Regions from separate parts of the Mus musculus genome. Here region 2 is linked to region 1. Evidence: chromatin loops called from intact Hi-C (ENCODE). Cell type or tissue: gastrocnemius. All regions are shown on one strand. Links, peaks and the distances in the headings refer to the core of each region. The heading gives the core; the rest is flanking DNA.

Region 1 (8,319 bases), core at 94-8,093:
TTTCCCAGCATTCCAAGCTGGGACAGGGTTCTCCCACACTCGACTCCCCCTGCAGGTAGCCTAGGATCCTGCAGCCCGAACTGTCCTGGGAACCTGCAGTGAGGTCTCCCAGAAGCCCCCTTTCCCCACCAGCTCCTGGATGCCTGATATCAGAACAAATCACTGATACAAAGGAGCCTCCGAGAGAGGTGACTCTCCTGGGGACTTAACTGTCACAGCTGATCCTGGGCAAAGTCATGAGACTTAGACTCTCGGGAAGTTAAAGCCAGGGATTCTAGTAAGGGATTTCAAGCAAGGAGCCAAGTAAGGCTGAGAGTCAAGAGAATGGGTTTCTGTGGGCTGAGGGTGAGGGTCAGGTGCTATCTCCACAGAGCAATGACAGTGGGACCTGGGGCAAAAGGCCTGGCCTCCCTAAGCTTCCCCATCTGTGACCAGGGAATAACAATCTCTATTCCTCCTGGGAACACGGTGTGTGTGAGACAAGACTATACCTGCAGCGCCCTCAGAATGAAAGCCAAGCACCAGCTGTTAACTTTCATCATTAACCTCAAGACCCTGTTCCTCAATCACCTACCAGGCCTGCCCTATCAGATACCAGTCTTCTGGGACTCCTTCAGCTCTGGGGGAGCTTGTGAGAAGCATGAACGGGAATGTGCCAAGAGCACGCTCATTTGGAACCGTGTGTGTGCGCTCACAAGAGCATAAATGAATGGGTAGTCATGGTGGTACACACCTGAAATCCCAACACTCAGGATGCTAACACAGGAAGACAAGGAGTTTGAGGCCAACCTGGGCTACACCCACAGACTGCCTCCAGAGAAAAATAAAATGGAGAAAATATATAAAGGCATGGCCCACGTGTATGCAACATTTAGCTGCATATTGAGTGTGTAAAGAGTGTAAGAGGGGCATGCAGGATGGAGAGTGTGCCAGGGACAGGTGTTATGAATGTGTAAGAGCTGGTATCTGAGGTTGTATGTGGAGGTCTGGACTCCCCACACACATCCTAGACACATAGCTCTCGGCATGAGTGCTTTGTCATTGACAGCAAGGTTCCATGCTGTAAGATAGTCTCTGACCTGACTTTCTTCTCCTCCTAAGCTTTGAGGGTTTCCAAAGAAAAGCCTCCAACTCCACCCCTCCAAGCCTCACAACGCCCTCTGATCGAAACTGGAAGGAGACCAGAGCCAGTCTGCACGGGGTGCTCGCTCTCTGTAGGGAAGCCCCGTAGGCTGGTGCCCTTTCTCCACCCTTGTTCCTGTGAAGGACTGGATGAGAGCTTCTGCCCCTTCCAGGCTGTAGAAACCTCTCAGACCATCTACTCAGGCAGGCCCACTTCCTGCTACCGGCAACTGGCAGGGACCTTCAGAGCCCACCACCATCCCTTTCCAGGGACAGAGCTCTGCTCCACCCACATCTCTCCAGAGCAAAATAAGGAAAGGGCTAAGGGAGGCACCCTCAAGGAGGGAAGGGCACTGAGAGGGCATGGGTAGGGGGAGGGATGGGGGTGCTTTCCTCGTGGCCTCTTCCAGGAAGTCACTTTTTGTGGTTGACACCATGCCTGAAGATCGCCATTATATGTGAAGCTAATATCTGCCAGGTGCTTTACATAGGCCACCTCTGGCTAAACCTGGTTTTATGGCTAAGAAAGCTAAGGCTCTGCAGACCTAAAAGGACTTGACCGAGATCCCACAACCAAAGCTGGAGTTTGCAGCTGACTGTAATTCCTCTCCAAATCCTATGTCTATCTGCCCTCTGGCATTGATACTCCCCTATCTGGGGGGCTGGGAGAAAGAGCCATGCTCAGACCAGATGGAACATCTGGGGAAGTGTTAGGTGGTGCAGTCGACAAAGATGCACATAATGACCTCAGGAAGGAGGGAGGTGTGTGAATGGAGGAGAGAGGTGGGGAGGCAAAGGTCTGGTCACCTCCGTGGGAACCGTGACCACAGGGGCTCGTGTAGGGTGCAGATAGTGTGGAACTGGAAAGCAAGTGTGTGCCTAACTCCCCCCCCCCCCCCCCCCGTCAAGTCAGGTTGCAACATCTCTGCCCCAAGCCTCAGTCCTCACAGCCATGCCTGGGTAGAAGTCTAGGGCTTGTAGAGGCCCAAGTGATGGTAACATTCAGAAACAGTAAAGCCTGGGGGGGGGGGGGACGGACTCAGAGGAATTCAGCAACCAAAAGAGCGGCATTGAGAAGGGGGACCTGGCTGAGCAGGCTGGTAGGGAAGAAAGAACAGGACCCAGAAAATGGAGAACGCTGGAGAGGCTATGGTGTTAAGGAGCCAAAGATGGACTCCTCCCTGAGGCAGAGCTGGAACAGGTCTTCCTCCCTCCTGGAATGTCACCTTCAGCCCCTGGGCCTTGAGAAGACAACAAGTCACTGGTGAGTTAGATAGGACAATTCCAAATCCCAGGCCCCACACAAACACAAAGGAAAAGGTGCAACCAACCTAGAGAAGGGAGAGAAGTTGAACAAGTGACCCCCTCATGAGACAACAAAGCAAGCAGTGGGACCCAGGCAGATGAAAGCTGGCACCCCTATGACACCATCCTCCCCCTCCTGTGGTGTTTTAGAGGTTCTCAGTATCTCTGCACCGGAGAGCAACAGACCCTACTGGAAGAGAAGGGTTGCTTGCTGAATTAGTCCCACGCTCACTTGGGATTGCGATCTGATCTGTAGAGAGAAAAGGGAGAAAGCAGAAACATTCATGGGAGCCATCTGTAAAATGAGGACGATAGCCCCTGCCTGAGTTATGGTGGCATTTAAGGGGTAGCACGTGTCTACACAGCCAGGGAAGAGTCAGGTGCTTCTATCCTCACCCAGGGCTAGGAAAAGGATGCCTGCCTGGGCCCAGACTGGCAGGTGCTACTCAGGACGGTCCAGCCATGCTCGTTTGCATGCTATTTGCATGTGCTCTTTCTAGCCACCAACACTTGTCACTCCTGTCACTTCACAGCCTCTAGGTCACAAGCTGTCTCTGTCCCTGCTTTGTGCCCTTTCCTGGACTCTTGGTAGCTGGAGGACCCTGGAGGAAGGAAAGAATTCAAACTGGGGGACAGAGGGTCGGAGATGCGACCCAGACTCTGAAGAAGCAATGAGCCGCTGCTATCTGTGGAAACCTGGCTTAGGGCGACCCCTACAGGGCAATCCCAGAATGCAGGGAGACTGGGAAATAGCCTAGCTCCTCCCCTCTCCCCACTGGGGTTGCTCGTGGCATCTCTTCGCCTCCCAGCGGTTCTAACGCTGCCTAGCACCCAGGATCTCCCAGATCCTGAGTCAGCCCAGAAAGTTACCATTTCGCCCCTCCACTAAATAACCAAGACCAAGTGAGTCAACGTGGTCTTCCCAAAAAGCGATGCAAGAGTATTTGGGAGAGTTGGGCTCTAAGAACCATCATTAAATATTCCAACATGAGTATCAGAGCCCACCTTAGGCTCACGTGGCCACCCGGCAGTGCAGAGTGGAAAGGGATCGTGACCACATTTTGGGAAGAGTTTAGGGAGCAGAGAAGACAGTAAGTAATGCGGAGAGATCCTCAAAACCACAGTACACAGTGGCCCTACTAAGTTCTCTTCAGTGAGGCCCATTCCACAGGGGATGAAGCCCGAGAACTGGACGGAATCCCAGCCAGGGAAAGATTTCCTCACAGCAGCGCTCCTATTGGGAGAGTGGGGCGGGGGGGGGGGGGTGCGTGTGACCTGGGAAGACACCATCTTCCTTCCCACCCAGAGTCAGTTTCTGCCTGTCTATTTCAGCAGGGAGGGGACCAGCGAGGGAAATGCAGCCACAGCAACATTGGACTAGGAGGGGAAATGCTAAAAATGCTCTGAGCCTGCACTTGGCTTGTGGACAGACACAAAGGGTCTTGCCTTTGCCGTGGGCTCCTCCACCCGCAGTGCGCCCCGGCGTGTGAATGGGGCCACTGGAGAGGGCAGGGCCGAAGGGTGTGTGTGTGAGAACAAGTGAAGTCATTCTCTCTGGGTGGTTCCTTTTAATTAGCACCCTGAAAAACTCCCAGCCAGCAAAATTGAGTCTTGCCAACAGGGAGCCCCACCCTTCTGGCTCATCCAAGCCTTAGGGGCAAAGTGGGGGACAGAAAAATCTAAAGGCAAAAAAGAAAGGGGCCTGCTTAGAGTCCAAATACTGAAGGGAGCCCTTCTTAGCCTTCCAGAGACCCTTCGGTAGGTCAGGACAGGGGTGCAGAGGCTGGCAAAGCGTGGCTGAGAAGGAAGAGAACAGAGAGTGGAGTGATTGCCATGTCCCAGAACCTCTGGGAGTCCAGACCCTGAAAATGACCAGTGTCCAGCCAGCCCTGGAGGTTGCCCTGTAGATAAGACATCAAGGACCAGGAGTGAGAAAGACATCCAAGCTCCACCTGGCCCTTTCACCTTTATACGGCTTTCTAATCAAAAGGTCACCTGGTCCCTTGTGGTCAACCTTCAGAACGAGCTCAAAGGGATAGAAGTCACAGAGGGTTCCATAAAGGGGACAGAACAAGTACTGTCCCCTTCTTCAAGATCCCTAGCCATGCAGACGAGGTGTCCCTTTGGTTTGTCCCCTCTCCCTCAAAACCCTTCTCCAGGTGACTCTTACCAGGCTTCCTAGGACCCATGTCCTCTGTCACCTGATAGTCTCACTCTACCTGACATTCATTTTTTACTAGGAGCAGAGGTCAAGGCCAGAGTCCTTCTGGATCTCATCTCCCACCCCAGACCCTGGCAAAGTCAAACTATAGTGAGAGCAGATCTGTTCACAGGAAAATGGCCAGGGACTAGGAGGGAACAGACACTAGCTAGCATTCAGGACTTTTCTAGTCACAAGGACCAGAGCCCCGCTCTTAATCACAGCCCTATCCCTAAAGAGTCAGTGTGTGACCCCCAGTGTGAGTCTCTTCCTTGAAGGGCTAGACTCGGTGAGGTGGTGGGGTGGGGGCCGGCGGTGAGGTGGGGGTCAGTCTGAAAGACTCTGATGCTCACTGCAGGGCGGAGGCGGGTATGAGAGCAATGGGGAAATACTAAGTGGAAGGCTAGGCCAACGTGGCCTAAGTTCATCAGGAGACGGGTGCTAACCCAGGCCCAGACGTGGGGCCTCCTCCTAGCTCTCTCTGACTCTAAAGTTCCTGCGGCCTCAAGAGCTGAGGACAGGGACCACAAGGCAAAGCGGAGAGGGGATACCAGGAAACTGTTCAGGGCCTGGAGTCCTCTCTACTCCCTTCCAGCTGAAGAGGGCTAAGCAGCCACGTCCTCAGAGCTGAACCCTCAACCCAGAGGACTATCAGGGAAAGAGCACCTCCGCAGACCCCAAACCTACCCAGAAAGCTGTCAGGCCCTGCTAGCAGGGTACACACTGGGGGTGGGGGTGGGGGGATAGCCTAGGGCTCAGTTGTCACAAGAGGGTGTGTCCTGCTTTTAGGCAACAGTGGAGAAAGGATGGGGTGACTGTTCTTGGGGACAGAGGAGGGCGTGTCAGAAAATGAAGGCGTCCTGACCCTGGGGCTGAGTGGGAGCCAGGGCAAAGCAGGCACCGCCCAGACGCTGAGGCCTCCTGCCCCCGCCCAGCTGGCTGCTGGTTCCCATCACACCCTGGGCAGTAAAACTGGATTTTATGATTGCTGTGGGGGTTTCTGCTTTCCTGGTTTGGGGGAGGGGGGGTTAGTTGTGTCTGCAGATCTGTGCAAATGTATCTCTATTGATGTGTATCTGAACATGTGTCAGTGTCTGAGGTTCTTCGTGGGGGCGTGTGTTTGTGTCTTCATGGGCTGTGTGTTTGTGGGGCTGTGTCTGTGTGAGAGAGAATCAGACCTACTGTTTCTTGAGGATTTGTAAATTACCAGACACTTTATCTTCACAGTAATTTACAGTTTAAAAGAAAGAAAAAAAGAAAAAGAGAGTCTTCTGTCTCTTCCTGTGCTTGTATAGAGTATATGACAATCCAGGCCTGCCATCTACACTTGCCTGGGCCTCTGTGCTGATGAGCCTGTGTGTATCGGTTGTGCCAAGGCCAAAGCCTGGAGAAGGTTGGCCACTAGAGCCAGGGTCACTAGAGTCTTAGAAACATGACCTTCTTAGTACCATGACTGTTTTCTGAAGCAGAAAGTAGTCGGTAGTGTGGCTGTCTGGGAACAGAAAACTTTGGCCAAGGACACTGTGCCAGGGTTCAACCAGCACAGACTGGCAAACAGAGGAGTCTGCCCTCTTTGAGAAGGTGCTGGGTACCCCAATGTCACTACCTGGAAAGAACCCAGAGGGACACTGTAAGGGCTCAGAGCTCCCATTTGCGGCAGAGCCTCCTGGGGAAGCAGGCCCTAACCAGCAGGTGTCATGGGCACAGTAAGGATTCAGAGCCCCCTTGATCGGCAGGGCCTCCTGAAGGTGTGTGGTAGCACTAATCACAGGTGTTGTGGACACTTAAGAACCCAGAGCCCCCATGTGGGGCAGGTCCTCTTGTGGACCTGGGGTGGCCCTAACCAGCAGGTGGCGTGGGTACAGTAAAGACCCAGAGCCCCCCCTGCGTGGCAGGGCCTCCTGGGGACCTGGAGTGTGGCCCTGACCAGTGGGGTTTGCAGCAGGAAGGACTATAGAAGCTGCTCTCTCCTCAACTCCTGAGCCCCACGCTGCTCCCCGCAGCCTCCATGGGGAAGCAAAGTCCGCAAAAATCCCAGGTTGCCAGGGTCGGGGGTCCGTCGGGGGCCAGGGAGCTGGAAACTGGGCGGCTTGCAGCCAGGGGGCGTGGCGGCGCGAGCCGGGTGGCAGCCGCCCATTGGCTGTGCCCGAGCGCTCCCACGGCCGCTGGGGCCGGGCGGCGCCACCGCGCCCGATCCGGGTGACTCACCCGCCGCCGCACCCGGCCCTGGCCCTGTGCCCGGCCTCTTCCCACCCCGGCCCGCCCGCTAAGCCGGGCCAGCCTGAGTCAGCAGGGAACCGCCCAGGGGTGGTGGGGGTGGCGGATCTGGACCTCTGGAACAGTTTGCCCGCTGGGGGAAGGGGAGAGCATAACTTAGCCTTGGGGGCTAAGGAGTTTCAGTGGCTATGGAGAGTGGGGAAGGGGGCTTCAGTTACTTTGAAATGGGTGGTGTTAGGGTGCTTGTACCAGAAGTACTTTGTCTACCCCCTTGAGGTTTGCAGGCATTACCATGGCAGGCCCAGAGGACAAGCTGGCTTTCTGGAGTCTACAGGTTGTTCCTTTGTGGCCACTCCATGGCCGGGTGGCCAGGGCACTTGTAGGTCGTGCCAGATTATATTCCATAACCTAGGCTCAAGGTGTTCATTCCAGCCCCATGGCCAGCCAGTCCTGCAAGACTCCAAAGCAGTCTTGATGTAATCTCAAAGCGCAACAACAAGCGATCATTAGGAAGGAAAAGAACCCTCAACTGCCCTGGGTACTCAAAACCAAACCCTGTGGTACATTTTTGAACATCCTACCTTCTGAATGGAATAATCAACCAGGCACACCTCACAGAGGTCAAACTCAGCTAGAGAAGGTGACTGTCCCAGGCCACACTGAACAAGAGAAGGGGAAGTCTAGCTTGAACCCAGGGCCACCAAGCTCGACAGCACAGCTCCTTCACTGCCTTGGTTGCACAGGTTCCTAGCTAGTGGCAATCTGAAGCCAACCCATCACACTACAGCAAACTTAGGGACACCACCGTCAGCCTTACCCAGGGTTTTCATGTCCAAGCGGAGGGAGGGAACAGAGTAGGGGACAGAAAGAAGCCATTTATCAGTTCATGTGGGCTTTGGAGGGGCTGACAGGGTGTGCCCAATCTCCAGCTAGGGAGGACACAGTCAACTCAGCTCAACAATGTGTAGGGGAAAAACACACACACACACACACACATGACTACATCAGTGTCTAGAGGTCATGTGCAAGTACAATATACACATTCGTGTTCCACAGGACACACAGCTGTTTTAAGAACTGTTAGGAAGGTTCCAGGCTAGGAATACAAAGTGAAACCCTGACATGGGGAAGCAGGCACCAAGCAAAAAAAAAAAAAGGAGCTTGGTGGGTAAAGTGCTTGCTGCTTGCTGGCAACCATGAGAACCTGAGTTCAGATCTCCAGACCTCAAATGAAAACCAGCCACAGCAAGAGTGTGGTGTAACCTCAGCTTTGGGGAAGAGGAGACAAGCAGACTCCTAGAGCCCCCTGACCAGCCCACCTAGCATAATTAGTAAGCCCCATGTTCACTGAGAAACCCCAGATCAAAAAATGAGGCGGAAAGTTGTTGGGGGAAACTTGTTGCAAAGTTTAAGGGCTAGAGTTTGGATCCTCAAAACCTACATTTTAAAAAAGAGGAAAAAAGACAATCTTGGTG
Region 2 (8,319 bases), core at 137-8,136, 750 kb before region 1:
TGACGTGTTGCTGCTCTGAGGAAAACCAGACTGAGTGTCCCTTCCTTCTGTCACTCCAACCTGGCCATTCGAGAGGCAGATGCTTGGCCTCTGGATGGGACTAGACCAGGAGACACCCATATCCAACACAAACTGTCCTATCTACCTGGCTCCTACCTACAGACCTCCTGGGAGTCAGATCTCTGAACTGTACTGGATCAGACCTGCTAGAACTCTCCCGCAGCAGGGCCCCAGCACCAACACAACACTGTACCGCGAGAACGCTGTTAGGCAATAGGAGTCATTAAGAAAACAAGCATTCCCTGCCCAGCCAGCTGCCCACCGGCTGTTCTATACCTCCTGCAAGCAGTGATGTCATGCAGCTGAGGCCCAGCCCATCATTCCTGGTGTACCAGAGAGCCAGCTGAGCCCCAGGCCCTCTCTTGCTGCTAACTCCCCTCCCCATCCCCTCCCCTCCCCCCTCCCACACAGAAGCAGAGGCGGCATCCATAGAGCTATTTATTCATCCTTGCTAGTTCTGTGCCCTGAAGTAACTGACTCACTGGGACTCTACAGCGTCTGAACTTTCGCAGCTCTAGTGCTCCAACTTTCCGAGGGTTCCCCAGAACTTAAGCAGGTCTGTGGGGTCACAGGGAATTGTGGATTGGTGGGAGACTTGGCAAGGGGTTGTCCTTAAAGAAGTGAGAAGGGGCTTTGTCCGTTAGACAGCCTCTACTAATCCCATGCTACCCAGGTCTCCCCTCCCCCCACCCTTAAACCCCATCTTAGGATGGAGCAGCTGGAGCCAAAGAACTGGGAAACATGAACTCCCTGGGAACAAGACACCTGCTTCGACATAAGTTGCAGACGAAGTATAGATTTCTCAGGAGCAGATCCACAGGGGATTTGCTAAGAGGCATGAGGAGGTAAGGGACATTCTGGAGAGGCAGGAGGCCTGGGTAAGGCTAATTGGAGGAGGGGAACAGATGCTAGGCAAGGGGCGTGGCATAAGAGGAGGTGGGGCAGAGAAGGCTGAGCTCTGGAGCCGTGCTGTGGAGTACTTTTAACCGGCAGCATCTCCCTCCTCACAACTTCCTCAGTGTGAACTCAGTTACCAGCTCACTACAGATCCTCCTGGAGGAACAAATGCTGTATGGGATCCCAAAATATGGCAAGGTTTCCAGGTGGCGCCGAGCACCAGACGGCTTTGAGTCTGGAGATAGTTCCACCACAAGGCTCACGACCAGCAGAGGGTGCCACCATCCCACAGGGAGGCACCCAGGACTCTCCAATCCTCCCTGGAGAAACTGTGGAACCGCAGAGGAATCAGGCAGTCCGCTCCCCAGCTGCCAGCTGCTGAATTAGCAGTCTTTGTCAAGAGTCCTGGGTTCCTAAATCCATTCCGGGGCAGTCTTTCCCTCTCTGACTGCTGTCTCAGGCAGGAGGGCTTGGACCACACACGTCTTTTCCAGAACATGAGGCCTCTTCCAGCTCTGAAATCCTAAGATTTGAGAAAATCATGCCAAGGACTTAGAGAAATTGCCTTTTCTGGGCTCACACTTGCTCTGGGTTTTCTAGCACCTTCTTGCTTAGGTGAGAACTTCAGCTCCCTGTGGTGGCTTCTCACCTGGAGGCAAGAGGCAATCGGACCTGCACAAACTGGGGTTGTGGGGGAAGAGGTGTTTACCTCTAATCAGCACAAAGGACTTCTGTCAACAGGGCTGTTAGATACGCATTCACTAATCCTCCAGAGTAGGCAGGTGGCACCTTCATAGGTGGCACAGGATCTCGTTGGGGGTGTGTGGGGGGAGGGTCCTTTCGTGGATAAGAACTAGAATGAACGCAATACAAACTTTTCTGTCTTCTACCTTCGTAACTCCCCACCCCCTCCCCCACTACAGATGCCGTCTGTCAGGCAACAGACGGTCCAGGGGTCCATCTGTGTTAATGCTCTCAATAAGAGTCCCATGTTTCTCCACTGACTCTCCCTTGGCCCCTCAACCGATGGCCACTTGGTGGTTAAATCAGGGAGAGAAGCATTAAGGGAGACATCTTAGCTAACATAGTCCCTAAGCCACCCTTCCCACTTATACTTCTTGTGTAGTGAGGGCACAGGGGCCTGGGTGAGAGTAGGGGGCTGGAGGAGGGGAGGCAAGACACAAGGAGACAGCCAGACTGATGAACGGGTAGAAGAAAGTCTTTTCTGGCCTCTGAGATATGGCCTTCTGGCCTCTGCTCCCCCATGGTATGGGTCTTACACAGCACATGTACAGCATGCAACCGGCTCCCAGACCAAACACCTCTGTCACACCAGTGCCTAGCCAGCCCCTGGCACAGAGTCGGGCTCAACCTCACGATGAAGCATTGAAGTCAGCATCACAGAGTAAGGCAGAAGTTCCAGAATGGGGCTGCCTTGTTTGGACTGTCAACTTGGTCACTGAGCAACCCTCCTAGCAAGGTGCTTTCTGTCTGGGTTTCAGTTTCCCCCTCTGGGAGGGATGATAATGGTACCTGTTTCATAAGGTTTGTAATGATGTATGTAAAGAGCACGCGTGGTGTCTCATGTCCGAATGTGGAGCCCCAGGCTCCGTCTGTGGTGGCTAGACAACCAACTGCTTCCCTCTTTTGCTTCTTATTTGGGCGCCACTGACGACAGACTTGGGCTGTGGGTCATCCCCGCCTCTCCCACAGCCTGGCAGCCATGGTAACAAAGAGCTTGAGGGATGGTATCTAAGACAGGACTAGAGAAAGGCTCAGCGCCGGTCATGCCCCAACTCCGAGGATCTACTCACCTACTCTGGGCATATTCCAAACCCCAGGTGAGGAACGAGAGCCTTAACTCCAGCATCCAGAGTGGAGAGGTGATTTCAAGCCTTGGGGTGGCCCCAGTAGGGCTCGGATTTAAACCTGCTTGCAGGTTTCCACAGCTTCCCTTTCTCCTAGCCCTGGGAAAGGAAGGCTGCTTTAGTTATCTCTTCTACCATGCAGGTGGGAAGATGGACCCCTTAGCCCCTCACTCCCCGGGAGCTTCCACTGGGTGAATTCAGAGGTGTACCTCTCTCCCAGTTCCTTCTTCAGAAACCCCAACCCTCCCCTGCGCAGCCCCGGCCTCCCCCTCTCCAGTCTAGGGCTTCCTGCAGTCTGACCCACTGCTACCCTGACCTCAAAGCTTCCCCCAGTTTATTTACCACCACTCCTTATTGTGCCCCCATCTCCACGAACCACTAAGGCCATCATTCATTCCCTAACTTCATCCAATGTACGTTCACAGACTGCTTCCAGGTAGCATATAAACCCCTGCTCTCCCCAAATGTCCTGTCCCTCCCGCTGCCGTGGGCAGCTAGATTTCCCCCACTGAGCGCCCAAGTCCCCCAGAGTGTCCCAGAGCCTGGCTGATGGCTGCGCACTGTGGGCGGGGCTCCCCATAGCGGTCCCCCCCTGGAGGCGGTGCCTGCGTGTCGGGGGGCGAGGCCACTGGAGGCCGCTCCCCACGCCTCTCGGGAGTCTATAAAGCAAGGCTACACGCGGCCCGCTGGGCTGGCGTCCCAAAGCCGTCCCTAACACCATCAAGCAGAGAGAGCGCGGCCTCTGAGGGGCGCCGGACGCCGGAGCCATGACCCTCCGCCGACTCAGGAAGCTGCAGCAGAAGGAGGAGGCGACTGCCGCGCCGGACCCCGCTGGCCGGGCTCCCGACTCCGAAGCCGCTCGCGCCGCCCCGCTACCCTCCGGCCCTCCGGCTGCCGCCGCTCCGCCCGGAGCCCCCGGGGAGGAGCTGTACGCAGCACTGGAGGACTATCACCCTGCCGAGCTGTACCGCGCGCTCGCCGTGTCCGGGGGTACCCTGCCTCGCCGAAAGGTGCGTTACTTAACCTGCATCCCCAGATTCGGTACCCTGCCTTCTTCCTTCCGCAGGATACACTCACCCGCAGCAGCGCCGATGACTGCCACATTCCCCGGCCCTGCGACCCTGGGCCACCCGCCTTGCTCCGCCCAGAAGGTGCAAACCTGCCCACTCGGGTCTCAGAAGGCTGTAGCCCCCGCCATCACAACGCCCCCAGTTCGGGTGGCTCTCCGCTCCATTCCCCACACGCGGATGCCCCATCTCCTCCCACTCTCTTGCCTTAACTCCGCCCCAGCACCCCCTTTCTACAGCTTGCTCCATCTGGCTTTCTGCCGCCTCCTGCTCCGCCTGCGGGTGTCCAGAAGTCTAAAAACTCTCAGGACCCTGCCGCCCAAGCACCTTCTCAAGTTGGAGCAGGGATAGAGAAGGAACCTCACCACTTGCCTCGAACAAGTTGAGGGTCCTGGAGCCCTGGGCGGGAGAGAGATTAATGGCCCCTTAGAAGTAGTGCTGCGAATTCCCAAAAACTCCCCCTCCGCAGGAACACTCGGCTTCTTGGGCTCAGGGCCTCGTGCTTTGTACCGCATCTTAGATGCGGGATGTGAAAGCGTAGCTCTTCTAACTTCAGCCAGGACCGGACGCTGTGGGAGAGTCACAGGGCAGGAAGGATGCGGGCCGCACCCGCCCTCTGCCCTAAGTCTCCCTCTAAGTGAAACTCTTCCTCTGGCCTGAGAGAACCTGAGTCTTCAGATGCTGAGAGCCAAGACCCAGGTTAAAGAGAAAGAATGGGTAGCCCTTCCCTATGCGGCCCCCTCCTTCTCTCATGGTCCCTGGCTCCCCCTACACACAATGAACAGCTTGTTGAGAACTTGCATTTTATGAAAATCGGGTTGAAAAACAAAGGGGTCTCTCTGTACTGACCGGTCCTTCCTTCTTGGCCTATTTGGATACTGTCCCCACCCAGAGGTTAGTCTGCTTCTGGAGGAAGAGGGTCCCCTTCTCTTCCTTGCTTTAGGGTAGCTTATGGGGGTAGAGAGTGTTAACAAAAGCACAGACCAGGAAGGCCTCAGGCAGTTTGGCACTTGGGGAAAGGGTTGGTCCCAGATGAGACTTCCTCCAAGAACTAAAATCTTAGGAGGGACAGAGGTTGTTTTTAGGTTATCTGGGGTCCGGAAGAGTTCAGGACATTCTAAAAAAAAAAACAAAAAAAGCTCCCAGTTTTTCAAGCATAGTGAGACAAGTTTGATTCTGAGATTTACTTGTTTTTATTTATTCAATAATTATTTTGTTCTAGAAAAAAATTCATGGCAATATCAAGAGACTCAGGTTTGGAGGGCATACAGCCAGCTTCATCTGGAATCTACTGTCCCACCTACCCCCAAGCAACCTGTTCTTAGGAGATTTGGCACCTCTGTCACATTCAGGCTGTCATTGCCAGGCCCCTGGCTCTCTGCTCTCCTGAATACTGGGTCTGCTTGAACCATTAAATGGACAGACTCAGCTGGTGGGAATCTGTAGAGTAAGAACCCTAAGTCTATGGCTTCCTTCTTCAACTCGGGGAAGCTCCTGCCTCAGCTTTTGGGGCCCGGAAGGTCTGGACCCATCAGACATGATGCCAGTGGTGAGATTATTCTAGAGTCACAGGCTTCTCCAAGCTGGTTAGCAGAGGTGGAGTTTACTGATCTAGAACCCAGAATAGATGTGACCCTGAGGTCCCAGGGACCGTGTGAACTCTGGGAGTGATAACAGCAGCTACATTTGGCAAATAGTTAAATTAGCGCCAAAGCAGAGGTGTAGCTAGGAAGGAAAAGACAGGCAGCAGGAAGTGGGGTGCTGTGTCAGAGTTGGGCTCAGGTGAGAGTCCTTCCAGAAAGGGTTCCTCAGCATCTGCCCCAGGATAGCTCCTTGTCAGCATCTGCCCCAGGATAGCCCCTTGTCGGCATCTGCCCCAGGATAGCCCCTTGTCGGCATCTGCCCCAGGATAGCCCCTTGTCGGCATCTGCCCCAGGATAGCCCCTTGTTGGCATCTGCCCCAGGATAGCCCCTTCTCGGCATCTGCCCCAGGATAGCCCCTTGTCGGCATCTGCCCCAGGATAGCCCCTTGTCGGCATCTGCCCCAGGATAGCCCCTTGTCGGCATCTGCCCCAGGATAGCCCCTTGTCGGCATCTGCCCCAGGATAGCCCCTTGTCGGCATCTGCCCCAGGATAGCCCCTTGTCGGCATCTGCCCCAGGATAGCCCCTTCTCAGCATCTGCCCCAGGATAGCCCCTTCTCAGCATCTGCCCCAGGATAGCTCCTTGTCAGCATCTGCCCCAAGATAGCACCTTCTCAGCATCTGCCCCAGGATAGCCTTTTCATTGTCTTCTGACTGTTTTACCACCCAGGGCTCAGGATTCCGTTGGAAGAATTTCACTCAGAGTCCTGAACAGCAACGGTGAGTCACCCCCACCCAAAGTCCCTGCTGTCCAGAAAAGTGAGGTGGTGGGGGTGGGGATGGAGCATCTCAGCCCAGCCCCCTAGGAGGCATCTCCCATCCTTGAGCATGACTTCCCCACTGGGATTGAGGGGCAGGTGGGGGTGTGGGCTGTGTGAAGGGGCGGCAGAACAAGGGGGGCTCTTCTGAGTCATTAGGTGCTCCTTAACCACCCCCAATCAATGCCAGTTGTGTCTTTCTGGAAGAGCTGGATTAGTGAGAGGTGGGGGTGGGAAGGAGAAGATACCATGGAAGTCCCCTAACTCGTGCTCCTTGGCTTATTCCCTGAGCCCACCCAGCCCCGCAGGCCCAGACCATGGGCATTCTGTGACCAGATGTTTGAGTCTGATGGGTTTTATGAATCAGGCTTTTAGTCTTACATTGGTGCTATGCCATAGCTGCAGTTTGGGAAGGCTCTGAGATCTGGACAATGGACAGGCGCTCATCCTAGGACCTGGGGCTCAGGTTCCCTTTTTGCCTATGTCTCATGCCCAAGACCCTGGCTTCCCCTGACATGGTTCTGCAAACTGTGACCTCCTGGCCAGGTTGGTCTGTTTGGCCCTTTAACTAAGAATCTGATGATATATGCTCACACATACATTTGTTGTTGTTGTTGTTGTTGTTGCTGTTGTTGTTGCTGTTGTTTTGCGTTTTGAGACAGGGTCTCTCTACAGAGCCCTGGTTGTCCTGGAATTCAAGAGATCCCCCTGCCTCTGCTTTCCAGGTGCTGGGCTTAAAAAAAGGCATGCACCACCGTGCCCAGCTTATTTCAATATCTTAAAGGGTTATAAAAACAAAGAATAATATATGACAGAGGCCATACAGGGCCCACAAAACCTAAAATATTCGCTATCTGGCTCTTGCCAGTAAAAGTTCGCAGACCCTTCCAGGAACCCAGAAAGCACTGGGACAGACAGAGAACTTCCACTGCTCCTGCCCCACAACATACGGGGCTCCCAAGGAAGAGAAGTATCTTGCACAGCCTTAGGTGGCAGGGGCTGTGACTCAGGATAGAAGCTAGAGGCCTCGTCTCCAGGGCCTTTCTGAGGCTGCCAGACTCAAAGAGGCTTTCGCAGCCACTTTATTCTGCCTCTGGCTGGTGGAAAGGAAGGGGAAGGGGTGGGCAAAGGAAACTCTGGGCTCCCCCATCAGCCTAGGATCTGGAGCAGTTCCAGACCATTGTGTCCAGCAGGCTGCCTTCAGTTCGGGAAGGGGTGGCCCCAGGCTCCCCTCCCCCAGCCCTCACATCTGGTGGGCTGGCCGCACCACAGCTGGGAGGAGCAGCTGTGGTGTGGTCTGCGCCCAGCCTCGTGACTGCTCCCGGGGCTGGAGCTCTGTTTTCTCCAAAGCATCAGAGCCAGGATGCTCCAGCCTGGGGGGCCAAATTGGGGCCTTCGGTTAGTGAGTATACGGTCAGACTCAGTAGAAGTCTGGGGGTGCTGGTAGGCTCACTCCTTTCCAGAGTTCCCACCCTACCCTACACCCCACAGCCGCCCCACCTAAGAGGCTGGTTTTATTCTGTACAGCTCCTTGAGGCCAATTTCAGTTGGGTTTGGGAAGGGCATTCCAAAAATCTGTGTAGAATGAGCTGTCACAGGAGACTCTGGGTCCTTCTGGGATGTTCGAGATCAGACTTCCACTGAGCTGTGGGACTGTCAAGCTCCTGGTTTTGTTGCTGTATTTTGAGACAGGGCCTCACTATGCAGCTTGCGGCATCTTCCTGCCTCAGTCTCTCAAGTGCTCCGGTTACAGATGTGGGCCCACCATAGCCAGCTCTCCCATGCTTTTCTTAATTTTAGTGATCTTGACCCTCTGTCTGTCTTCTGCAGGAAGGTTCTAACTTTGGAGAAAGGGGACAACCAGACCTTTGGCTTCGAGATCCAGGTGTGAAAAACTGGGCAAAGAAGCGGGAGGATGGGAGGACAGTTTGGAGGATGGAGCAGGTCTGCTTGCCTCTGCCGAGTGAACGTTCGGTCTCTTGTTTACAGACATATGGCCTTCACCACCGAGAGGAGCAGCGTGTAGA

The links. Hi-C counts contacts between places; a loop is a spot of excess contacts. Peaks named below come from ENCODE experiments on the same cell type or tissue, not always from the same donor. Only the 100,000 strongest peaks of a DNase experiment are listed, where the experiment ranks them.
Region 2: a loop joins it to region 1, with 3 times the contacts of the local background. A loop is called at or near these places in 7 of 42 quality-filtered maps.

Annotation. Positions count from the first base shown.
Region 1 is chr15:101,970,699-101,979,017 of GRCm38, forward strand. It overlaps a transcript of Krt78 not described here. Among named protein-coding and RNA genes, the nearest start is that of Krt78, 21 kb to the left of the region's middle. In gastrocnemius, for the core only: CTCF peaks have their summits at 3,173 (motif pointing left) and 6,668; DNase peaks (open chromatin) are centred at 3,155 and 6,829; H3K4me3 peaks cover 1,363 bases; H3K27ac peaks cover 5,268 bases.
Region 2 is chr15:101,220,710-101,229,028 of GRCm38, forward strand. It overlaps Grasp (GRP1 (general receptor for phosphoinositides 1)-associated scaffold protein), which reads left to right and starts at 3,498. Exons shown (of 8, transcript NM_019518.3): 1 at 3,498-3,835; 2 at 6,205-6,254; 3 at 8,123-8,177; 4 at 8,282-8,319. The coding sequence starts at 3,593. It overlaps A330009N23Rik (RIKEN cDNA A330009N23 gene), which reads right to left and starts at 4,477. Exons shown (of 3, transcript NR_045328.1): 1 at 4,265-4,477; 2 at 2,772-2,924; 3 at 482-1,480. AU021063 (expressed sequence AU021063) reads left to right here and starts at 538. Exons shown (of 3, transcript NR_045996.1): 1 at 538-616; 2 at 769-905; 3 at 1,080-1,446. In gastrocnemius, for the core only: a CTCF peak has its summit at 3,564; DNase peaks (open chromatin) are centred at 994, 1,235, 3,491 and 4,020; H3K4me3 peaks cover 5,570 bases; H3K27ac peaks cover 5,788 bases.